Regions from separate parts of the Homo sapiens genome. Here region 1 is linked to region 2. A link is a loop called in an ENCODE intact Hi-C map of the cell type or tissue named here. Cell type or tissue: body of pancreas. All regions are shown on one strand. Each heading gives the region's core, and the rest is flanking DNA. Links, peaks and the distances in the headings are about the cores only. Region 1 overlaps LOC105377862 (a long non-coding RNA gene). Region 2 overlaps LOC105377861 (a long non-coding RNA gene).

What was found. Hi-C counts contacts between places; a loop is a spot of excess contacts. Peaks named below come from ENCODE experiments on the same cell type or tissue, not always from the same donor. Only the 100,000 strongest peaks of a DNase experiment are listed, where the experiment ranks them.
Region 1: a loop joins it to region 2, with 2.4 times the contacts of the local background. A loop is called at or near these places in 17 of 110 quality-filtered maps.

The regions. Positions count from the first base shown.
Region 1 is chr6:76,882,854-76,891,683 of GRCh38, reverse strand. All of the region lies in intron 2 of LOC105377862 (a long non-coding RNA gene), which reads right to left. Among named protein-coding and RNA genes, the nearest start is that of LINC02540, 290 kb to the right of the region's middle. In body of pancreas, for the core only: no CTCF peak of the experiment used is centred there; a DNase peak (open chromatin) is centred at 4,593.
Region 2 is chr6:76,689,220-76,706,015 of GRCh38, reverse strand. It overlaps LOC105377861 (a long non-coding RNA gene), which reads left to right. Exons shown (of 4, transcript XR_942697.3): 4 at 5,880-11,650. Among named protein-coding and RNA genes, the nearest start is that of LINC02540, 100 kb to the right of the region's middle. RefSeq lists an enhancer at 1,692-2,521. In body of pancreas, for the core only: a CTCF peak has its summit at 8,271 (motif pointing left); no DNase peak of the experiment used is centred there.

The sequences.
Region 1 (8,830 bases), core at 831-8,830, 190 kb before region 2:
TGAGAATGATGATTTCCAATTTCATCCATGTCCCTACAAAGGACATGAACTCATCATTTTTTATGGCTGCATAGTATTCCATGGTGTATATGTGCCACATTTTCTTAATCCAGTCTATCATTGTTGGACATTTGGGTTGGTTCCAAGTCTTTGCTATTGTGAATAGTGCCGCAATAAACATACGTGTGCATGTGTCTTTATAGCAGCATGATTTATAGTCCTTTGGGTATATACCCAGTAATGGGATGGCTGGATCAAATGGTATTTCAAGTTCTAGATCCCTGAGGAATCGCCACACTGACTTCCACAATGGTTGAACTAGTTTACAGTCCCACCAACAGTGTAAAAGTGTCCCTATTTCTCCACATCCTCTCCAGCACCTGTTGTTTCCTGACTTTTTAATGATTGCCATTCTAACTGGTGTGAGATGGTATCTCATTGTGGTTTTGATTTGCATTTCTCTGATGGCCAGTGATGATGAGCATTTTTTCATGTGTTTTTTGGCTGCATAAATGTCTTCTTTTGAGAAGTGTCTGTTCATGTCCTTCGCCCACTTTTTGATGGGGTTGTTTGTTTTTTTCTTGTAAATTTGTTTGTTAACTCAAATAATTTTCAATACATGATGGTAAATTCAGTATCCGTGGGCTGTGCCCACCAAATAACAGGGACTAGGTTTGCCTTCATATATCAAATGTATAGACATAATGTTTCAAAGTCAGGAAAACCTTGAAATTTAATGTTTTTTGTCCACAGTGGTTAGATATCCCTTTAGGAAATAAGTCTATTAATGAATATCAGGACTTCAGAAGTAAAAATAAATGGCCCTTTGAACTATGTAATACATAAATTCGTAAACCAAACAAATAAAATATGCAAAAAATGATCATGCAAAGCATAAATGAAAAATGATACATTTATTCATTTTTATAAGACTTACAATATGCCAGGAGGTTTTAGTTGCTGAAGATAAAGTGTTAAATATGAAAAGAACTTGTCCTCCTAGAAATTAGCACTGTAATAACAGTGATGCCTAAAAATGTATATGTACACAGACTTACATCAGTTAAGATGCCTAACTGTATCTTCATGCTTGAAGAAATAATTACTTTGGGATCCTTTCTGTTTTACTATTTCAGTACTTTGAAAAAGCTGTAGGTGTATCTATGTAAAAATAAAAATCAACTAATAGCACTATCTTTAGAATTATGATGTCTAGCATTTAGAAAGTATAAACGACAAAATGTTATAAAGTTGTCAGACATTTTTATGCCTGTTTATGTAGAAATGATTTTAATCTGAGAAGAAGGGCAAAGTCTGGCATAATGACAGAAATAATGGCATGAAATAAATGATATGAAATAAATGGCTATTTAGAACTAAAAATAATGAAATGAGGTGAGTTCTACGAAGATAGTGGGTAATTATCTAAGGGCTAGTGATTAAAATGTAGATGTGATGTCCAAAACTGTAGCAGCCATTTGGGACTATGAAGCAACAATCCTGTGAAAGAAGAGCATGCATGGTGAAAATAGTGGAAATCAACAAACTCATTATTTGTTTAAGCTACTGTTACAGGTTTTTTTCTTATTTGCAGCTGAAGGTATTTTTCATATGACAACTAGCATGAGTGAAAAGCAAAGTTTGGATCAAGAATTTTTCATACCGTGACATGAAGGCTGTTTAACATGATGGTAACAAACCTACACTAGGGTCATGATTTGACTGAAAGAATAACCTGGCTACTAATCCTGCGGGACAGAACAAGAACAGAATGCAAAGATGTGCAGACAGAACAGAAAGCAATAAGCAAGCTTTGCATATACAATTGAAAGTAGTAATTTGCTAAGGTAAAATAATTCAAGAGAAGGCTTTGTCTGTGCTAACGTTGTAAGCATAAGGGGAAAGGGCAACTCTTAGTGCAGTGGTAACTCCTAAACCCTCATTTCATCTCTGTGCTCCACATATCCATCTGTGTAGTTAATCAAGCTTTTCTTTCCCTTATGTGTATTCATTTTTCCTGGTATTAATTCCTATGTAGCATTAATTTGTAACAAGCAATGAACCTTCCGTAAGCATTATTTTCTATCTTGGAAAGAGTAAAATTAATTAACACCTTTGACATTTGAAAAGTATAAAACTTGCCTATGGTCACCAAAATAAGCACTCTTGGGTCTTTATTATCAACATTTTGCTTAGTCCACCTGGTACCTACCTGTAGGTCTATTTTTATCAGAATGTTTAAATAAATAAATTATTTATGTCCTAATTATAAAGAGGTATTATTTCACCAGGTTATTAAAAATGGCCAGAGGAAATATATCAAACTGTGAAGTAAAATCATATTCTTTGACTATAGAAAGATAAAAAGCAGTTTTTGAAAGGAATAAAAGGGAATGGTACAGTTTAGGGAAGTAACATACAGATATAGATAAAAGACATAATTAAAACTAAAACAGAAAAACTAGGAAAGATCCTTAAAAAACAGTATGCTGTATTCTAGAGAGAATTTTAGAAAAAATACAGCAGCATAAAAAAAACAGCATAACAAATATCTCTTCAGTTCATCCTTACAAAGCAAACATTGAATGAATTTAGATTTTGTAAATTGCTTCAAGCCTTTACATTGAATTATTTTACAAGAATTAAGAATATTGCAAATATTATATAATTTTAGTAGGATACATATTTTAATGTAAAGTCCCTCTGCTATAGTTTAGTTTGTTTGACTCTCCCAAATCTCATGTTGTAATTGGATCGCTAGTGTTAGAGGTGGGGCCCAATGGGAGGTGTTTTCGTCATGGGGGTGGATCCCTTATGAATGGGTTGGTGCCATCCTAATGGTAATGAATGAGTTCTCACTCTCTTAGTTCTTGCGAGAGCTATTTATTAAAAACAGTGTGTCACCTCCCTTCTCTCCTTCTTGGCTTTCTTTTTTGCTATGTGGTCTGTGCATGCACTGGCTTCATGAGTGGAAGCAGCCTGACACCCTCACCAGAAACAGATGCTGGCACTATGCTTCTTGCACAGCCTTCAGAATCATGAGCCAAATAAACCTCTTTTCCTTATAAATTACCCAGCCTCAGGCATTCCTTTGCAGCAACACAAAGGAGCTAAGACACTCTCTTTCAGGACTATTGCCAATGATCTGGCTTTTTCCTAGAAATGTAGCAAAGTAAAATCAATTCCAAGTCCCCAGTTTATTGATTTTTTCCTTGTGCTACATATATACTTTCCTGTTACACATCCTCCAGATTGGCCAGGATTTAGTGAAGGGGACAGAAATGTAATATATCTGTTCAAAAAAAAGCTTTCCATTTTAGATTCAATGCCATTTGAGAATAATACTAAATTCCTAGACACTGCATCTTCTTCTCTTTTCAGTACATTTAGCTAAAAGGGATAGTGGTGGTATTAAATACAAGGTAACATGGGGTTCTGAAAAATATCTAACTCACAGGCAATTAATTAGAAGGTAAAGAAAATAGTCTTCCCTTTTATAGCATCTGCCAACCCGAAATGGGTTGGTACTATTTGCCTTCATGTGTGTCCCTTAGTCATTAAAAAAGAATTTCATTTTACTCGATAAGGACCAAATTATGAAATTATGTTTTATGATTTGGGGAAAACAAATTAAACCACTTACAACTTACAAAAATGTGCAAGATTATTTTCTTGTAAAAAATGTTGATCCTATAGTTATTTGTAAACTGCAGGAAAATGCAGATAGAAAACAAAGTTTAAAAACAGCAAATAAATAGTTTGTTTCACCACATGAAATTCTATGCATTATTTAAATTATTTGATGTGGAGCTCATTTGTTGATCAAGAAAGACATATATTATATTTTAAGTAAAAAATTAAGCTTAATGTCATAAAAATCCATTTTTATTGAAATGAGTTTTTGTATGTGGAGTTTCTACATCAGTGAAATGCACAGGGGGAAAAGTGTAGAATGATACACAGCAATTGTAACAATACTGTTTTTTAAGGGATGTGATTTTTATGGACATTTTTTATTTTCTTCCTTGTCTTTTGTTTTTGACTTTGATAATGGCAGATAAAAATATTATTTTTAAAAAATAATATCGTAGAACTTTAAATTTAGAACTTTATCAGTCCCATCTTCTACCTAATAAATTAGAAGTTTATCCAGTTCCATCTTCTACCTAGTATTAAGATGCCTTCTGTAGTATTCCTATCATATGATAACTCAGATCCTAGTTCAATACCTCTAGGCAAATGTGGTTTACTTAATTTCTAGGCGGGCTAAATAGAAAGCTTCTATCATGGGAAATGTCTAATTTTTTATATTTAAATTCAGGTCTCCCTGTTTATAACTCCTCTTTGGCTCTCCTTGTCTTCTACAAGTGGGTCTAACAGGCTTATTCCTTCTTTTAGAAAGCAGGCTCCCCAATACTTAGGACAACTTTACACTCCAACTCCTTCTTTTTTCATGACTCTTTGATCTCTTGGCAGAGGCAGATGGTGTAAGGGTGTAATGAAGGGCAAGTAGATCAATCAAGATTTTTGCTGCTTGAATAGATTATCTGTTTCCGTGAACAAGCTGCCAGTTGGCCCCTCTTCAAGGACTGCATTCCCTATAAGCAGGTCTCCCATGGGTTCCTTCAGGAGGCTGGGGATGAGGGCGGGTGGCAAAGCACCTAACACAAGATAACGTAAAGACACATGCACTTCTTCCTGGCCTAATAACATGAGATTCTGCCTCACCTTCTGCTTATGTGATCTTGCTAATATCTGGAAGTGGTCAGATATTCAATGGACCCATGGTGAAAGGAGAAGAATGGAAAGATGAACTAAATATAACAAAGTTGAATACATGAAGAAAATCTTAAAATGATATTTTAAAACCTACAACTAATCACATGTATTTTAAATATTTCTATTATTAGATTGTCAGTTATTTGAGCAATTTAAGGCTGGAGTGTTTCTTTGAGTCACTGCTAGTACCTGATTTAAGCTTTGTATTGACCAACACTTAATGATATTTCTTATGCTTAACTGCATTTTGACCTTCAAACATATCCATAGTCAGGCAAGCATAGACCCTCATGATTAGAATCGCATGTGCCTAGGCTCTCTTGAAACAAGCCTATCAATAATTCTACATATTAAAAAAATCCACATTGAAAAATAAGCAACTTATAATTGTACCGGTCAGTTAAACTACACACAGAGCATGAATAAAAAAATTGACAAATTATTCTCCCCTTTTTGGATATGGGCTGGCTTTATTATAGCATTATTAGTAAATTAGCTTAGAAATTAATTGAAAAAAATCCCATACGATCTTCAAGGGATTAAATGGGCATTTGCTGGTTAAAGTCAGGTTTCTTAAATACTTGGTGGTCTTAGTCTGGTCTCTGGATATAAGCATTGGTTTCAAATTGCCTCCAGAATCTTTCTGGCCAAAGAAAATACAACAATGCAAGAACAGTTTCCAACTTGGCAGAAAATACGTATTGAGAAACATTTAGATCCTTTGGGAAACATTAACTCATGAACATTATAAAAGCAGGTAATAATTCAAAATGCTATTTTCTAGGATCCTAAAATCTCCCACAGAGGCCCTATTTATTCAGATTTTCAAAATAGCTCAGCACAGAATAGAGCATGAAATGCATTTGGGCCACTGTGTACATAAAAACATCACAGTGAGTCAGCAGTCAGTCACAGTTCTCTGTCCCATGGGTCATGGATCTGTCTGTTCAAAACCCTGTGAGGAAAAATTCCTGTCAGGTTATATAGGGTGAAAATTCTCCTCTTACTTAAGCAGGAGAGGAGGGCAGCTCTCCACAGGACTCGTTTAGTTCTGCTACTCAGTTGTCACCCAGGGACAACAACGGCTCACGTTCTTGATGGTAACCAGAGACTGGTAGCACTCACCCATGCACCTCAAAGCAGAGCAGAACTGTGGCAGAACCATCCCTACTTCAACAACTCAGCCTGAGTGCAAAAGCAGCTTCCTCGGCCCAAGGAAAAGCCAATGCCAGACAGGATAGAACCATGCAAGACTAGGTCAAGGGCAAGAGAGACAAACATGTAAAGATGGAGAGAGACAGATACACCTATGTCAAACTGTGTAGCAACACTTTGGCCTGCCTCTCCTCCCTCCTTTAGTTGGGTCTATTTACTGGTTTAATTTGTCCATGCGGTTTTTAATTTCAATTACCATATACATCATTTCTAGTAGTGTTGTGTTGTTCCTTTCTCAAATCTGATTGGTCATTTTTGTTTCTTTCTGTGGTCCCTTGTTCTCTGGTAACATTTTCATTCTTTTTAGTTCTCTAAGAATATTTAGCATAATAATTTTATATTTCTTGTCTGGTAATTCTAATATCTGAAGTCTCTGTGGGTCTGTTTCAGCCCTGTGTTGTTTCTGCTGGATCTCACTCTTAGGAACTTGTTTTGTGATTTTCTTTTTTTTTTTTTTGAGGTGGAGTTTCGCTCTTTTTGCCCAGGCTGGAGTGCAATGGCATGATCTCAGCTCACCGCAACCTCCGCCTCCTGTCTCAAGCTCCCTAGTAGCTGGGATTACAGGTATGCACCACCACGCCTGGCTAATTTTACATTTTTAGTAGAGACGGGGTTTCTCCATGTTGGTCAGGCTGGTCTTGAACTCCTGACCTCAGGTGATCCACCCGTCTCGGCCTCCCAAAGTGCTGGGATTACAAGTGTGAGCCACGGCGCCCAGCCTGTTTTGTGATTTTTGACTATAAATGAAGCATTTTTCTTTCAACCTTGTTTATGAGAATTTGTTGAGATGTGAGTTGAAGTTGAATTCCTCAGAAAGACTCTGGGCTTTCTTCAGTCAGTCTCTGGAGCAACCTCTGATTCAGAACAATTTGCAATTAAATTATTAGCTTGAGGCTGATCAGTCTACTCTGGGTGTGTGAATTCAGAACACAGCTCTTGAAAGATATTCAGTGTTATTGATGCTCAATATAGATCTCCTCAGCACAACTCAAAGCCATATCAGGCTCTATTTCTCCACTTGGCAGGGGTTACATCATCTTACACTGAGGGTATAGCCTGCTAGCACCTATGCAGGAGTTTGTTTTTAGATCCCCAACCCCGAATCATGCCAGCATCCTAGTCTTTATTTATGTCTTTACTCCATGAAGCCATCAAAATGAAAGACTAATTTATCTTCCGAGGTTGTCAATCTGATATCTTTTTTCAATTTTGAGTTTTTCTTATTTTGTTGTGCCAGGTCAGCTCAATATTTTAATTGTTTCACACAAGAGGGTAACTGAATATATCTATTCCACCAAACTGCCAGAAATAGAAGTTATTGCTGTCTTAAAAATGATTTATGTTTTGACATATTTCTGCCATGGACTATGTTAATAATCAGTCTATTTCTAGGACCTTGTGCAGAGCCGACCCAGAGTGGAACTAAGTTAAGACTTAGATTAGCAAAACAAATGCATTTTCATGCCATCCTCCCCATGTGGACTCTGACCTCAGCCACATTGGCTTTGTTTGGTTCTTCATATTTATCATGTTCATCCCCACATCAAGACTATTGCTTCTTCACCTCTCACCTTCATTAATTCCAGCTCAAAGGTCTCTTCAAACAAGGTCGAGTCTGCCTAATTTACATTTATGTAGCACTCTTTAGATTCTCTTCCATGGCGTTATCACAATCACAATGAAATGAGGATTGTTTAATGCCAATCTCCCTAGCCAGAAAAGAAGCTCATGAGGAAAAAAAGTGTGTCTTGCTCATGGGAAGGTCTGCAGTGCCTGGCAGAGCGCCTGGCACATAATAGGTGTTTGTTAATTCTTTGTTGAATGAGTATGTAAATAAATAATTGAGAGGCATTATGTAGAAATAGTTGTTTTTTTTTAAAGTAGGAATTGCACAGAAATCTCTTTCTTACCTTTTACCTTAAATGTATAACAAATATGTGAATTTAGAAAGGTAGCCAGGAAGTCATTCCTTTCTTTAGGCCTTGGAAGTTGCATTATTTAAATCCTCAGTGGTTTAAAATCGAGAATAACATTTATTTTAACCTACTTATATGATTTAAACTTTTTATCCTCTCAAATTGACTTGAAATTAGACATTGCATGCTTAAAATATATAATTATTCATGATTCAACTTCAATATTTCCTATGGGGCATTTTAAAATAAAGATAATATAAAAGACAACTGCTGTCTGTATAAACCAGGGAACAATCCAAAATACTAGCATCAATAATCAAATGTATATTTTCCCCTTTACTGTGTTATATCATTTTGGGTATCAAATGAACCTTTATGACAGTCTTATTTGATAAATTTCCATTTTATTCTAACGTGAAATGAAACTGTAAGAATAGAAAACTCATAAAATAATGTTTTCGAGAAATATCATATTTATTCTAGATTCCTTTAGTAGCATTCTCTTTATGATATGACAAGAATGGGAAACTCATCTTAAAGATATAAGAAATAAATTTATGCTAGAACCCTAAGACAATGCTGAATATTTCATAATAATGTTAGTATATTCACTTCAATTGGAATATTCTGTAATTATACTTAATTCCATATATCTGCATGACAAAAGGCATTTTTCTTTCTTATATTTCCTATGAAGAACAAAAACAAAAACAAAGCAAATCCTCTACACTGAACATATATAGGTTTACGTTATAAAGATAATTAAAAAGAGAATTTCAATTAAGTCAGAAATGAATCGGCAAAATTGTTTTGCAACATTTCATATTCAGGAATTGTTAACATTTCTGTAAATAAAACTGAAAATGAACAAATAGCACCTCTTGTTTAAAAAAATCACTTTTTATACCCAGACGATTCAG
Region 2 (16,796 bases), core at 4,375-12,374:
GAAATAACTCATGTCCATCAACAAATAAATGGATAAAGAAAATGTGAGTGGCAGGGTGCGGTGGCTGACACCTGTAATCCCAGCACTTTGGGAGGCCAAGGCGGGAAGATCACAAGGTCAGGAGCTTGAGACCAACCTGGACAATATGGTGAAACTCCATCTCTACTAAAAATACAGAAGTTAGCCAGGCATGATGGCAGGCACCTGTAGTCCCAGCTACTCGGGAGGCTGAGGCAGGAGAATCACTTGAACCTGGGAGGCAGAGGTTGCAGTGAGCCGAGATCAAGCCACTGTACTCTAGACTGGGTGACAGAGCAAGATTCCAGCAAAAATAAAAATGATAAATACAGTCAATGGACTGTTATTCAGCAATAAAAAGAATGAAATTCTGATACATGCTACAACATGGATAAACCTTGATAACATTATGCTAAGTGAAATAAGCCAGACAATGAAAACAACACATGTAGTTTGATTTCACTAACATGAAATTATCTATAAGCACCTAATTCACAGAGACATAAAAATTAGAGGTTAAGAGAGGCTAGAGAGAGAGAGAATAGAAAATTATTGCTTAATGGATGCTGAGTTTCTGTTTGAATGATGTAAATATTTTGAAAATAGATGTGACAGTTGTACAACATTGTGCATATAAACTAACGTCACCATGGGCTTCTGGATTGAGTTGGGCACTGTAGGGGCCAAGATGGCTCTCTGAAGTTCTGCTGAAAAAAATAACAAACTCATAAAAGGCGTATTAATTGGTGAAAATGTAACAATTTTGTTTAACATCTATGCAAGGGACCTTTCAGAATGGTGACCCAAAGATACAAGAGAAATTGTCTATTTTTATGCTTAGGTTCAAAAAAAACAGTTGTGTAAAAATATGACAGTTGTGTAAAAATATGATTAAACAAAAAGGGCATAATCTCATACAAATAGACGGAGTCTGGAAGCCCAGCAAGGCCAGTCTGTCTAGATTCTTCTTGGCCTCTTTGAGCGTCATTTCTTCCCTCTGGGGGTGGTGCGGGACCCTTTCTGGAATGGGGGTCTCAGAACCTACAGTCAAACAACTAGGTCAGATAATTTCTTTATGGCCAGTTTTCACACAGAAAATCAGAAGGAAAGTTAAAGTAATATTTTTAGGTTTTATGGCTGGTTTTGGGGAAAAGGGATTCTGGTTTCTACGAAAATCCTTGGGGAAAAGGAATTCTAGTTTCTATGGTTAGCCTTCGGGGAGAATAGACTGAGGGGCAGGAGGGCAAGAGAAGGTCAGGGAAAAACTTTTGCTTCTGTGGCTGCTGCTGAGGCCTTCATTTGGGGGTATTATTTTCTGAGCTGCAGAGGCACCAGGATTTCTATTGTTATTCCCACATTTTCACACCGCACATCACACATACTTAGCATTCAAATTATATTAAATAAATATTTGACTGTCCACCTTCTTCCTATTGTCCTTCCTTCCCCTGGCCTGCCATACTTTCTTTCTCTTGATATCTTTTAATTCAAAAGTTCAAGAACAAAAGGCTGTTCTTGGCATGCAGCAAAAATATTTTAAGAAAATTTCTTGATTTAAATTTAAATGAGCAGTTCATTACATAACACGTATGAATTAAACAGAAATATTGTTGGGAAATATAATTAAAAACAAAGCCTTTTTCCAACCCAGAAATCCTCTCCTTAAAAGTAGTAGTGGAAAACAAAAACAGAAAGTTTTATTATTGACAAGCACTAAGCCAGACTGTGACGTACATCACCATCAATCCACTAAGAGATTGCAAAGACAGAAATCTCAACCTTTCATGTAGACAAGCAGATACAACCTATTACATACATGTTTTCAAGATAAACAATGACTAGTCCTTGACAAGAACATTTGTCACACATAATCCATCCTCACTTTACCTGATCATTGAGGTGACCATCTGTGTTAGCTAATTAGCTGTATCCAGAGGAAAAACAAATTCCTCATCTCTATATGAGAGGAGGTAGTTTCGCAATCCTCCAGCTGAAGTTAGGCTCCTACCTTAACCACAGAAACTGAGAGATAGAGGTGCTATCTCCCTTGATGTTTGCATTTCAAAGAAATCCCTCCCATGTTCTTGAGAAAGATGTCCCTAGGTCATAGAGGTGACAAAAGTCCTATCCAGTCTTCAAAAGGATTTATATACATTTCAAAGACACAAGAAAGTATTTAAGATATTCTAAGATAAGTGCTCTAAGAAAAAGGAGGGGAGAGAGCTCTTACCTCATTCTTAACAGGGAGAACTAAGCCTCTTACTTTTAATTTGCATTTGTTCTTACAATATGCAAATCCATCTTAAATTTAATTAATCTCACTGTGCAATCTTGGTATATTTCATTCCAGTCATTGATATATGTGTGTATCTATCATTTTACATAGGCATTTTATTATTTATTATTTAATGTTATTTATTACTCATATATTTCCTCAGGTATTCAGATCTTTCTGTAAATTCTAATGTGAATAGTCACCTTTGATCTGTGAAAAGAATAAAAAACAAAGTGATTCATAAATAACTAAAGGCTTAGTTTACTCTTAGGAAATATTACATATATTTGAGATGTAGTCTTGCTCTGTCACACAGGCTGAAATGCAGTGGCACGATCTCGGCTCACTGCAACCTCCACCTCCTGAGTTAAAGCAATTCTCCTGCCTCAGTCTCCCAAGTAGCTGGTATTACAGGCATCTGCCACAACACCCAGCTAATTTTTTACTTTTAGTAGAGACAGGTTACCACCATGTTGGCCAGGCTGGTTTCAATCTTCTGACCTCAAGTGATCTGTCCACCTCAGCCTTCCAAAGTCCTGGGATTAGAGGTGTGAGCCACCATGCCTGGTCAGAATATATATACATATTTTTTTTCTTAATTTTTCTACAGCTAGAAACTGAAACCCGCAGGATTTCAGTGTGATGCTTGAGATGACCAACATGACTAGTTTGCTGTGAACTGTATTTTGTGTATTGATTATTTTAAGAAATATTTATCCTCTAAGGAGCTTGCAAACTACCCAGGAAAAGAATGTAGCACAATGAATTGTTATGTATTATTCCATTTGTTTTAATAATAGACATCATGTTAGTCCATTTTCACAGTGCTATAAAGACATACCCGAGACTGAGTAATTTACAAAGAAACAAGGTTTAATTGACTCACAGTTCCGCATGGCTGGGGAGGCCTTAGGAAACTTAACAATCATGGTGGAAGGGGAAGCAGGCACGTCTTACATGGCAGCAGGTGAGAGAGAGAGTGTGTGAGAGCACAGGAAAAACTACCCTTTATAAAACCATCAGATCTCCTAGGAACTCACTCACTATCATGAGAACAGCAAGGAGGAAACCGCCCCCATAATCTAATCACTTCCCTCCCTTCACACGTGAGGATTACAGGTCTCTCCCTTCACATGTGGGAATTACAATTCCAGATGAGATGTGGGTGAGGACACAGAGTCAAACCATATCAATAAGCAATATGCTTATTGCATAAGCAATATGTTATGGGGAGAGAAGTGGGAGTGGTTAAGTTGGCCTGGAAAGTTCAGGAAGAACTACACAGAGGTTAAAAGTACAGTCTAGCCAGAGGGAGGAGCTCAAGCAGAGGAAAAGACTTATGGGAAGGTCTGGCATACTTAAGCAATGGATTGCGAATTCCAGTGAGGTTTATCAGATTTGCCTAGGGAGTTTATTGAAAATATGGATCCAGAGACTCCATATCAGTGTTCCCAAAATGTTTTACATTAATGCCCACCCATTTTGATTTCAATGTCCACCTGAGTTTGTGAATCACTGCTTTAGGGCTTATGCCTGGAACCCAGTACAGATAAGAAGTGGGAGAGACAAGCAGAGGCTAGATAATGAAAAGCTTTGTGGGTTGTCCCTAGAGAGGCTGAATTTTATCCTGAAAGTTTTTGGCCAAGATTTGTCATTAATTTCCACCTAGGCTGGGCATTAAAAGCCTGAGGATATGAGAGGAAGAAAGAAAGTAAAAGAAACGAGTCAGGATTGAGAAGTGAATGTTAATTTAGGCTCTCCTCCTTCCCCACCAGCCAGGGGCAAGCTGTTTCTGCTACTTTAACCGTTTTCTGTCCTGTCAGGGACAAAGCACAATTTATTAGAAAAGATTTTTCCAAGGAAAGCATTTTGCTTCCAGCTGTGAATCTGCCTGCTGTTCTTAGAGTCATAAAGAAGCCTCTGCTGGTAGGTATGGTCACTGTTTCAAGGAAGAAAGTTAAAGTCTATGTTTTGGAAAGCATGGGGGAAGAACCCCTTTCTTCTCCCAATCTGTGGAATACATTATGTGTAAGCAGAAAAATACGTTGTGTAAGTGAGGTGTTGAGGAGGGGCAAGCTCACCTCCTACTTTTCACATATCAATTATGACTGAGATTAAGACATCTATACATATAAAAGCACAAAATATATTTTAAAACTTACAAGACATTCCAATACCTATTGAGAAGGCTTAAGATTTCCTAAAATAATGTAATGAGCTAAAATGGTATTGGAACCTTCCAGAGCACTAGCTATTACACAGGACTGCTTATTGCCTGGCTTCTCAGCCTCAGCATTATTGACATTTTAACTGGACAAATTTTTGTTATTGTTGGGATAGGCCTGTGTATTATAGGATGTTCATCAGCTGCTCTGGCCTCTGCCTGCTAGATTCCTGTAGTACTCTTAACCAGTTGTGACAGCTAAACATGTCACAAATACATGAATATTGCCAAATATCTCTTAGAAAGGAGAAGACCAAAATTGCCCCTGCTTGAGAACTAGTCATTTATTAATAACATATGGAGATGAGATCTTTCTGCAAATTCAGTAATTTAAACCCCCATATAGAGAGGATATAAGTCTAATCTAGATAAAATTTATTAATGTTTCACAAATTCCACCTAAACCCAATTATGTTAATGCACGGGTTTATCATTCTGTTCATAAATAGCCTATAGTAATGATTGAGGAGTTAAGGCTTGGAGATAGACTTTCATAAAAATCTTAATGACAAGCATGCCACTCATTTTCATTTTTTTTCCGGGTATTAAATTGTATCCCAGGGTCCCAAAGAATTAATATAACTCAAAACCATCACTGATGTATTCCTTTCTGGATCCAATTACATGGTCTATAATAAAGCCCTGTAGCTCCCGGAGGTAGAATGGGGGAATAAAAAGTAAATGCATTCTCCACTTAAAATTCCTACGTATTCCACAGACCATCAGAAAACTTCTGAAGTCAGCATCTCTGAACTCCAAATACTGCTGATTCACAGTGTCTCTTTCACTTATGACCCTGACCTATCTATGCAGAATTTGGGGTTCATTTTCTTTGGAATGACCATTCTTAGATGTAAAGGTAAATTTGACTCCCAAAAAGAGTAAGGCAATAACTAACCTCGAACCATTCTGAGTGTGACTTCTATAGATCTCATTTCAATTTTTTGCCTCTAAAGAGTCTTAAATCTAAAATACTTATTTAAATTTGACAGTAAATACTGGCACCTTCCCCAGTGTTCACAACTCCATTTCTAAATGTATTTTCAGTGATATATGGCTTGGGTAAAATTTATGTGTTCTATACTTATGGAAACAACTTAACTCTCCAACAATAAAGGGATGGTTAAATAAATTACTCTACATCTACATACATTCATTTAAAAATTATGGCTGAGAAGAATAATTACCAGCATATTTATGATATAAAGTAGAAGTTATAAGGTAAAATAGAAAATTATATACAGTATGATCTTTAGTATACATATATAAATATATATGATTTTATAAAGCATTTTACCCATCAAATGATAAATATTTCAATTCATGTATTTATTTTGTATTTTTTCTCTGCTTTTCTCAAAGCCTCCATGTCAGAAATGAAGAAGGAATCTGCACGTTCAGACAAAATAGACCTACTGCCCTCTAGATACTTCCTTCAGCCTCTCAACTTAAGATAAACTTTTGTGTCTTCATTCTTATCATTTTTGTACCAAGAAATACTGGACATCCTTCATCTCCAGCAGATTATATTTCCATCTGGCTCTGTCTGTCCTCTTTTATGACTAGTCTCTTGAAAGTTTTTCTAATTCATCTATGAACTCAAGGTCAATCATCAGTGAAAGCCTAGTCATTAGAGAAACTTTAATGTCAACCACTTCTGTAGACATTCTTTTTGCGTTTTGCTCTAACAGGAATCTGACTCTCTCCTGTGGACTCCGTTCCTTGAAATCCAAAACTTAAAGTATAATAATAATAAAATTAAAAAAAAAAGAAAGAAATCAAGTCAAGCAGAAATTGAGTTGATTCTTCTATCCCTTGTATCTCTCAGCTTGGAGAAGTCCTTTTTACTCCACATTGTCATTCACAAACAACTGATTAAAAGAGGGACAACATGGTTTCACTGAGCAAACATAGCCCCGTGTAGGAGTGGGAAAAAGCACAAGGCAGTGACAGACTGAAACTCTCTGGAGAAGTCACTCATCTCAGCTGACTATGAAGACTCCATGTGGGACACCATAGAGACCTCTCCATTCTTAATAACTGCTCCCTATAGTACTATAATCCTTGGGCTCTGTTGCTTCAACATTCTATGGTTTATTAATGAGATCCAATATGAGTTCACTCCTGTCCATTATAGTTGCTTCTTATGAAAAGAAAGGAGATCCTATGAGGTTTTGTTCCATCTGTTCAGTACCTCCAATGCCAACAGTATGATCTCCTTTCTCAGAAACACAGAAAACCAGACATACTGGGGTGGGCATGCTTCACATTTCTCCATAGCTAATGCATGACCTCCAATCATATTCAACCCATGCTCAATTCATCATTTGCTTATGCTGTCTGCCAACCTAAAAAATCTTCTAGTATTTGTGTATTCTCTCACCACATAATACTAATACTCTGAAATTAATTGTGTTTTCCACTACTTTTGCATACCATCCAAAATCTTGCACACTAAGCAAGGATTGACTTTTAAAATGCATATTTATTTTTACACATTAGCACTTTGGAGAAAGAAAGAAATCCCTTCTCCTTTTTATAATTGAGTGCTCAGCAGTCGTGGGCTCATAGTTGACATCTAACCAAAAAGCTTAACATCTACTGCTAGTTTCAGCCCAAACACCAATAAGCTGGATACATTTGTGTCAGTTCCTTACTTTCTCTATCAGTTTTTTTCACTTGAATGGGCTGAACACAATAAGTGATTACTTAGCAACTAAACTTCATATTAAACAAGCAATTATTGTGTGTCAAGGACTGTGCTAAGCAGTGTCAACATTCTGTGGTGACTTACAGATTCATTTCTTAGCAAATGTCTCTGTGGTTGTTAAAGTTTATATTAATTATATTTTGAAATATTTGAACAGTTATGATTGCACTTTTAGAAACATTCACCTTCCAATGTCTAAATTTTACTGGGATTTTAAGCTTTATTTTATTCAAGATTTTTAATATTTTCCAAGTATTATTGATCATACAAATAGGAATGTTCTTGGCAAGATATTTCAAGGAATATTAACGGTTATTGGCAGAATTGGATGAGGAGGTTAATTAGAAGTTATTGAGGACACATTCTATTTGTTAGGTTCTGCACATATGTTCACTAATTTAGGTATTATTAGTCCCGTTTTATGACTAAAAATAGAGAGTCAGGGAAAGTAATGGTCACATAATTACAAAGGCAATGCTAAAAGCCGAGTTTCACCTGTTGACCTCATCTGAGCACAAAGCCCTTCAATACACCAGAGTACCACACTTCTGTGGAAAGGCAGTGATTTATTCTGGTCATTTTCTAGCATATATAATATTGGCCACATTTCCTAGTAACCCACTATTGTTTAAATAAAATGCCACACAGCTCAGGTCAAAGGGGCCATTTTTTTCTGTTGACTTCCTTTTCATATCTTTGACACTATATTTTGCTGTCTCTTCTCAAAATTCCTACAAAAGCATTTTGATGCTAAAGTCGAGCTTGGAATAGAAGTTTATAAATGTTTAGAAGGAAATAAGAAATGCAATAACTGCTTTATTAAGTATAAGAGATTACTATACACTGAGTTTAATTAAAACTATGGGAGCTGGTGAGATGGAGAGACAGATAATCCAGATCAGACCGGTTTCTACAAATTCCACTCCCTTCCTGCAGATCACACCCTGAGAATAGGACAGTGCCCCCTGGTATCAAAGGAAATGGCCAGATCTCACAGATTAACCCTTGCAGGTACATTGCACAAACCAATAAAGTTTCAGTATCATCAGTGCCACCTTCAGGGGCATAAATGAAATAGCAAATTTTTCTATTTCTCAAATGTTTTTAGAATTAATGCTGGAGCAGGAATATATGCTAATATGTATCTTTGTACATTTTCTACAAACAATATAGTTTCCTAAATTTTTATAATAATATATTCCGTTGTAATGAGCTATATGCTAAGATTTCCCAATAGCTGATAACTCTTTAATCCCAGTAGAAATATGTGAAGAATTTGTGGCTAAATATAAAATAGGCTGGGGAAAAATTGTTAGTGGTTTTCAGATATGTAATATTAGTTAAACTTGGTGTCAAAAAGGACACTAGTTGGCAAGGTGCGGGATTTTGTTGTTGTTGTTTTGTTTTGTTTTGTTTTTTTTAGCTTACAGAAAAACAGAATGAAATCATAGGTCTTTTAGAAATCCTACCTCTTGCCTCCTGCCAACTGCTGAAAGCATCTGTAATAGAAGTATTGCCTAATGCAGTTTGGAAAGAGGGATACATGTGCCCAAAGGAAATCCAATTAAGAGAATATATAACAACAACAAAAAAGATATGTGATTTAATGCCAATGGGTAATAATTAATTATAGTGAATTTATTTAACCAATAAGTGATTTAATTTTTATCAAAACTTGGAATTAACTACCATACTTAGCCTTTTGATTGCATGTTCTGCCCCTCCCTGACCCTATTTCTGCATGACTTTCTGCCCAGTGGACTGCACTCTGTAGGCCCCAAGGTCCTCAGCTGCTGGCACTTCTCCAGGGGGCTCCCTTGGAGATCAATTCTTTCTATTTTCTGCACCTCATTATGATTATCAAGCTTTCTCTCTACCAAATGCCTCTAATTCTTATTTCATTCCTTGAGCTCTATGAATTACTGTTGCTGGCTGGTTCTATTAACTTGAATGAGTATTAAGTGCTAATCTTGTCTCCTCTTCTAGTATAACTTTTAACAAACATTTAAGTTTAGTGTTTAGCTTCAATCCATATTGAATATTCTGATGGAAATTTCCAGTGCTATGGCTTGTGGTTGAAAGAATTATCATGAATATGAGATATAGTTAAATGTAACCGAGATAACACTAAATATATAGATGAGAACATTAGACTCTACTTATGTCCCTACAGTTAGCCATCTATGTGATATTGAGCAGGGCATTCCTCACTTTCTAGATCCCAATTTTACAGTCGTAGAAGAAAGTCATGAGACACACAACCTGTACGCATCCTTCTAAGTCTCCAGGATTCTTGCTTTATAGAGTTACAATGCTAAGACATATATGTGTGAACAAACATAGGTCCAAATTCTTAAGGAATGTTGTCTTCAGACCTAATTGGTGAAAACAATCTATAATTATAAAATGCACTTGAATAGTTTAACTGAATCTCCACAGTATTCCACGTGTGTATCAGTTAAGACAGGTTAGGTTACACTTCTTTAACAAGCAATCCTCAAATCTCACTGCCAGAACACCACTTTACTTGCTGCTGTTGCAAAGTCCACTGCAGTTTCAAGCAGTTCTCCAGAACACCTCTCCTCCTTGTTTTGGTTTAATGCTCCAAGTTGCTTGGATCTTATTTTACCTCTGTATTACGATGTGCTTCTGTGAACAAGGAAAGCAGATGAAAGGCAGTGTGGAGAGTTGAACACCATCAATAAATGCTTATCCACAGTTCTGCTTATATAGCCACACTTCATCTTTTAAGGGAAGATATGTAGTCACGCCTAACTTCAATAAAATAGAGAATAGTGATCCACACATGTACCCAGAAGTAGAAAAGAATCAGATATTGGTGAAGAGAAGTAATACTTACTACAGTGTAACATGGGCATTGAGAATCATCAGAAATTCAAAGTAACAACCACAATGAGTAATATAATGTGTTTACATGAGAAGACAATGAATACAAAACACAGTAACAAGTCTACAGAAGTCTGCTGGAATTCTTGCTGTAAAGATACACATGGACCTGTGGATTCATTTATTTATTCATTTAGCATTTAATTAATATTCATTCTTTGAGTGCCCACAGTGTGCTAGGTACCAGAAATAAAGCTGTCCCTAATTTAACACATTTAATTCATTCCTGAAAACACTGCTGACAAGTGAAAAATTATTAAATGAAAAATACATTTCCATTAATTTTAGGGGGAACAATTATAATGCATTCTATTCCAACTGGAGATGCTCGAATAATTTTCACAGATAAACATATCAGTTTAGCAGTGTAAACAAGTTTAAGTAGGCAATAAACAATAATTGAAAAGTAAAAAAAATAGTTTGCAGATAAATGAATACACAGAAAGGGACTCATCATGTTTACGAGACCAAAAGAAGAGATAGCTAGAAAGGGAGACAGAAAATATTATAGACAACGGATATGTAGAATGATCATTATATATAGCAGATATGTAGAATGATCATTATATGTAGCAGGTATGTAGAATTTGTCATTGGAATCAGGACAATTTTGTGCATTGAAGCCAGTGCTATAGATAAATATACACTGGGACAATAGGCATAAACCAGTACCCTCCTGGGAAAACTAAGAATTATGCTCATTATACTCATATGCAATGTTATTTATGAGAAATCATGAGACAAATGTTAAAAGCTGGTGTTTCAGGATGCACTCCACCAATCACTGACACATCTTTCACAGTTTCAGTTTACACAGTCCAACACACATTCATTTTGACCAGCGGGAGGTAGCATAGGGAGAGTGGTCAGCAACCCTCTCTGGTGTTAGTTTGGCCAAGCTTCCCAACCTCCCTCAGGCACATGCTAGCTAACAGTCTGCAAGAAGCCTGCCTGAGCCAGACTGCATAGCAATTCTGAGGGCACTCACCCCCTGCCACAGGTCCCCTATTTTCAGTCAGGCAGTGCTTGACTGTAAGAAGCCTGACTGATACTTATCTCAAGTTAATCTGCACAACTGAAAAGATTTGTGTACAAAGTCCACAATGCAAAAAAATAAACCTATAGACACAATCTGAATATAAGCAGCTGTTTATATCCCTTAAGGCCAGCTGTAATGGGACTTGCATTTTTGGCATTTTCTCACCTGAACCTCCTTGCTCCATGTAGGGAATCACTGAAGAGTTAGAAGCAAAGAAGTGCAATGGTCCTACTTGGGTTGACCCTATTTGGGTATTTGTTTTGTCACTCACAATGTGCTTGTCTGTAAATAAATTATATAATCTGTCTAAGCCTCAGTTTTCTCATCTGTAGAGCATAAATAATACGATTTATATTTCCGTTATTGAAAGAATCATATGAATCAAGGTATGTAAAGTGCCTGGTATATTAGAGATCCTTTTCTTTTAATAATTTTGAAATGCTAATAAAGACACTTACATGTCAGGTATTAGTCTAAGTACTTTATACCTATTAATTCATTTAATACCCATAGTAACCAATGAGGTAAGTATCATGTTTGTTTATATATGAGAAAACTAAGACATGGTGGGGGAAAGGAGGGCTAACTAAATTGTCAACTTCACAAAGTGGGAAGGCTGGGATTTGAACCAGCAGTCTGAGTCAGGGGTCTAGTACTTTTAATCATCACACCATTCTGCCTTCCCACCTGGTCTCTGTCACTGTCTTGTATTTCATTTTCTGTCCCTAACTATATATCAATTCCATTGCTTGACCCTACTGCTTCCTTTCTTCTCTGACATCACAGAACAAGTTATCTACAGGTTTTGTTGTCAGGGAAGTTTTCATGGAAAATATGATACTTAAGCTGTAAATCATTCTCTTGCCAATTTTTGGACATCCTAAAGTGTACCTATTGTTTAGTGTGTGTTTTCAAAATCAGTAATTTTTTAACATCAAAATCATTTTTTAAAAAGTAATCAATGTATTACACTCTTGTTATGATTGGTATTAAAAATATTTGCCAGGCACAGAGGTTCGTTCCTACAATCCCAGGACTTTAGGAGGCCAAAGTGGGAGGACTGCTTGAGCCAGCAGTTCTAGACCAGCCTGAGCAACATAGTGCAACCCTGTCTCTACAAAAAGTTTAAAAAAATTAGCCAGGTATGGTGGCACACATCTGTGGTCCCAACGACTCAGGAGGCTAAGGCAGGAGGATCTCTTGAGCCAAAGAGGTCGAGGCTGCAGTCAGCCATGTTTGTGCCACTGCACTCCAGCCTGGGTGACACAGGGAGATGCTGTCTTGTCTCAAAAATGAAAGAAAATTTGCCTGAACCTCAAAAAGATTAGATATATCTGAGATAGACGTTGAATAAAGGATTTAGTCTGAATGAAGACTGGCATTTTATTATTATAAACACCTGTGTCAAGCTCCTTTCTCAAAACAAGAGATTAAACAACTGGCAAAGAATTCAGTAGTAACATAGATTTGCTCAAAATATTTATTTTGGCAAATTTTCCATATAGCAAGTTATTGAATATGTATTTACTGAGAAGATATCTTGGGAACCTTATTTTGTCCTGTTACACATTTCTTTTCTCCTGAAGATCTTACTATCTTAAATTTACAGCATTTTCCAAAAAATTACTCATAGGAAAAGAGAAGATATATCAAAAGTCAAATTCAATTCAAAGTCGAGAATCTAGGAAAAGTGTCTTTAGATGATAAGGAGAAAGAAAGATTATTATTATTATTATTATTATTATTATTATTTTGCTTTTCTTAGTGTATGTACTCTTCCCATATTGAACAATGTAAAATAATTCCCAGCAAGTTGACTACCCAGAAAATCAGGTACCCAGAAAACTACCCAGAAAAGCAAATGTCTGCTTCTCTTCTCCACCCTGCTTTCTCCTTGTGTTGACCCTAAGCCAAACAATTGACTGGCACAAGGCCCTAATCTTTCTAACAGAGACTTCAGGATGTATAAAACTCCTCATTATTGTTGTTGTCTACTTAAGTTCTAAGCTCCAAACAGTAACTCAAATAGATGTATGATAATTTAAAATATCAGAATTTATATTTCAGGAAGGCAGAGAATAGAACAGAACTCCTCATTTATAGATATGGAATTAAAACTTTTCTTTATTTCCTTCTTTGTTTTGTTTGTTTTGGTTTTGGCTGTTTGTTTCTGGAAACAGATTCTCTGTCACACAGGCTGGAATGCAGTGGTGCACTCACTCAGTGCAGCCTCAAACTCCTGTGTTCAAAATATTCTGCTACTTAAGCCTTCCAAGTAGCTGGGACTACAGGTATATGTCACCATGTCTGGCTAAATTTTTTATTTAAAAATTTTGTTTTTCTAGAGACAGGGTCTTGCTTTGCTGCCTAGGCTGGTCTTGAACTCCTAGCTTCAAGTGATCCTCCTTCCTCAGTCTCCTAAAGTGCTGGGATTACAGGCATGAGCTACCACACCTAGCCAAAGCTTTTCTTTTTAATCAGTTAATGTATCCTATTTGCTCATTTTAAATTACTCAATTTCTTATTAGAAGTGACTATCACCATGAATATACCAGAAGTAGTTGGTACTGTGATGTACCACCCAAATTCCCCTTCAGAAATATAGACATATAATCTGACAAAGATTATTTGCTTGTCCAAACTTTAGTTGGGCTTCTGAAACTTCCCCTAGGCCCATCTGTGCACTTCCTTATAAAATCCAGTTTTAGCAAAGAACTCTGCTAAGTCAGTTTAGCAAGAATCCCTCATCGCCAATATTTGGTGACCCCTGATATGTGATCAGGATCCTTATCCTCCACCAACCCACAGGTGATGTCTGATTACCCTGGATTGACTTCAAGTCACAATTGCACCCCCGACCCATGTTTCCTCTTAGTAATTTTTCATCTACTGACTCCCACCCTGATCCTTACCCATAAATTCCCACTTGCCTATGCTGTATTCAGAGTTGAGTCCAATCTCTCTCTCCTTGCAAGACCCCACTACAGTGGTCTTTATACCTATTGCAATGGTCATGAATAAAGTCTTCGTTATTGTTATTTAACAAGTATCATTAAATATTTGTTTTTCTTTAATAGATCCCAGCTACTAAGAGTGCTGCTAACAGCCCTTAGCGAGGACCAACTACATAATTTTTTGGACCCAATACAAAATTAAGTTGTGAGACCTTTTGTTAAAATATTGTTAAGAATTTTAATGTGGTGGCAGCAGAGCATTAACCAAATGCTGGGCCCTCGTGAGCATGAGGCCCAGGGAGTCTGCACAGGTTGCATGCCTATAAAACTGCCCTTGCCCCTAACTGTCAGCCACCAGCAGTGATGGTTCAGCAAAAGAGAGCTGCCTCACCCAGGGCAGTGTCTACTTCTAGGGTGGACAAAATTTAATCATTGTATTGACACAGGATTATAAAGTTCCGCTCTCTTCACTCAAAGTCTGTAGGGCCATGCCAACTTCAGAGCTGTGGTAGAATTGGCTAAGAACTCCCCTGAGATTACTTCACATCTCAGCTTTTCCCTGTTCTCAATCAGACTTCTTTTCCTCCCTTTTCTTCCCTTCCCTTGCCTTTCACAGTTGAGGGTCTGAGGAGCATTCCCTAATATAATTTCTGCATGCTAATGCCTCCTAGAGTCCACTTCCCATATAACACAACCTGTGAAACTGGTCTTTCCCAAACCCTGTTCTTACAAACACAAGAAACAGTAGCACAACAGCCTATTCTGTGCTAATTTGTAATATATCAATTTCCAGATGGCATTGAGCTGTTGCATGGTGGAGTTTGCTGTGGAAAAGATTAAACATTCTAGGGGCAAGAGACCACACAGTTAGCAGTTGGTGTCCGTGGTCATTTGGTCTTTTGTTAAGATGTATTGAACACTTACTGTGGTAAATATTTTACATAATTTAAGTTATTTAATTCTTCATAATAAATCTTTGTTGTAGATATTCCAAATAGCCCAATTCCACAAATTAAAAAAAGAAAATAGCAACAGAGAAGTTAAGTGACCTCCCAATAATCAGTCATGAAAGTGTAGCATAGTTCCTCTGTCTAATCAAAGCCAGAGCTCTTGATCTCTACCCTATAATTCCTGTCTGATGCTATTTTTCTTCTACTGGTGTTTCTTACTGAACACAGACACTCTCAAGTCAGTAGTCCTAATCTATACACCCACGGTGTGCAGAAAAGCAGGCTTCAGGTTCACAAATCCTTATATTCTCAAGAAAGACCTGTTTTCGGGAGTAGCCATTCATGGACTCTAGACAATTGAACTCTGAGTCCTTGGAATGCTCTGCCTAAGTGTTTTTGTATGCCTAAGACCTTGGGTCACACTATAACAGTTCGACCAAAGAGTTTATGTTACCAATGTGATTTATGGTAAACACTTGTTTTTGCACTAGGGGCTGAAGTTGAGTAGCTGAGGTCAGTCACATAGGTGCTGCACACTACGTGACTGAACCCCCATAAAAAACCTGAACACCAGGATTTTGATGAGCTTCCCTAGTTGACAACACTTTGCATGTGATGTCGTACATTATTGCTAGGAAAATTAAGTCCATCCTGTACAACTCCACTGAGAAGGGTACCTGAAAGCTTGTGCCTTCTCTTCTGGACTTCTCCCCCTGAGGTTTTTTCTTTGCTGATTTTAACCTGTATTGTTTTCCTGTAATAAATCATGACCATGAGTATAAGAGCTTCTGATTCCTGTAAGCTCTTCTAGTGAATCATCAAGTTTGAAATGGTCTTGGAAACCTCAATAGATATAGTGAGTGGAGAAATGGCTGAATTTTAGACAGATCAAGATGAAAAAAGAAATACTTTTTTGTTGTTGTTCTTTATCTCAAAGATAAATGACCTGGATGTCTTGCTAAAAACCTATTAAGATCATGCTGCTATTGAATATATTATTGAATATATCAACTGAAGACCAATTGCCTCCAGAAAAGGAGATGCATTCCGCCATTTGCCTTGCTGCAAAGAAACACCCGAGACAGGGTAGTTTATAGTGAAAAGAGGTTTATCTCGCTTATAGTTCTGCAGGCTGCACAAGCATGATACCAGCATCTGCTCAGCTTCTGCTGAGGCCCCAGGAAGCCTACAATCATGGCAGAAAGTAAAGGGGGTGCCAATGTATCACATGCCAAGAGAGGGAGCAAGAGAGAGAAGAAGGAGCTGCCACCTCTTTTAAACAACCATATCTCATGTGAACTCATAGAGTGAGAAGTCACCCCTTACTGCAAGCACAGCACCAAGCCATTCATGAGGTATCCACTGGCATGACCCAAACACCTCCCACTAGGTCCAAGTCCAGCATTGAGGACACATTTCAGCATGAGATTTGGAAGGGACAAAAGCATCTAAACCCTATAAGAAGGCATGAGTAAAGTAACAAAAACATTGTTTTCCTGCCACTTGCATATGCATCTAAACTGGATAAATTTGTATTTTCTTAGCAGATGTTATTGTTATGTTGAGAGATAGACTCAACATAATAGAGATAGACTCTGTTGAGAGTATATTTTTTAATGATAGAGAAAGACTTTAGGGCCCAGGAGTCAGATGATAAAGAGGTTTCATCAGAAAGACAAGAGGTAGGGTACAGGGAGAAGGAAGAATGAGGTAGAGAAA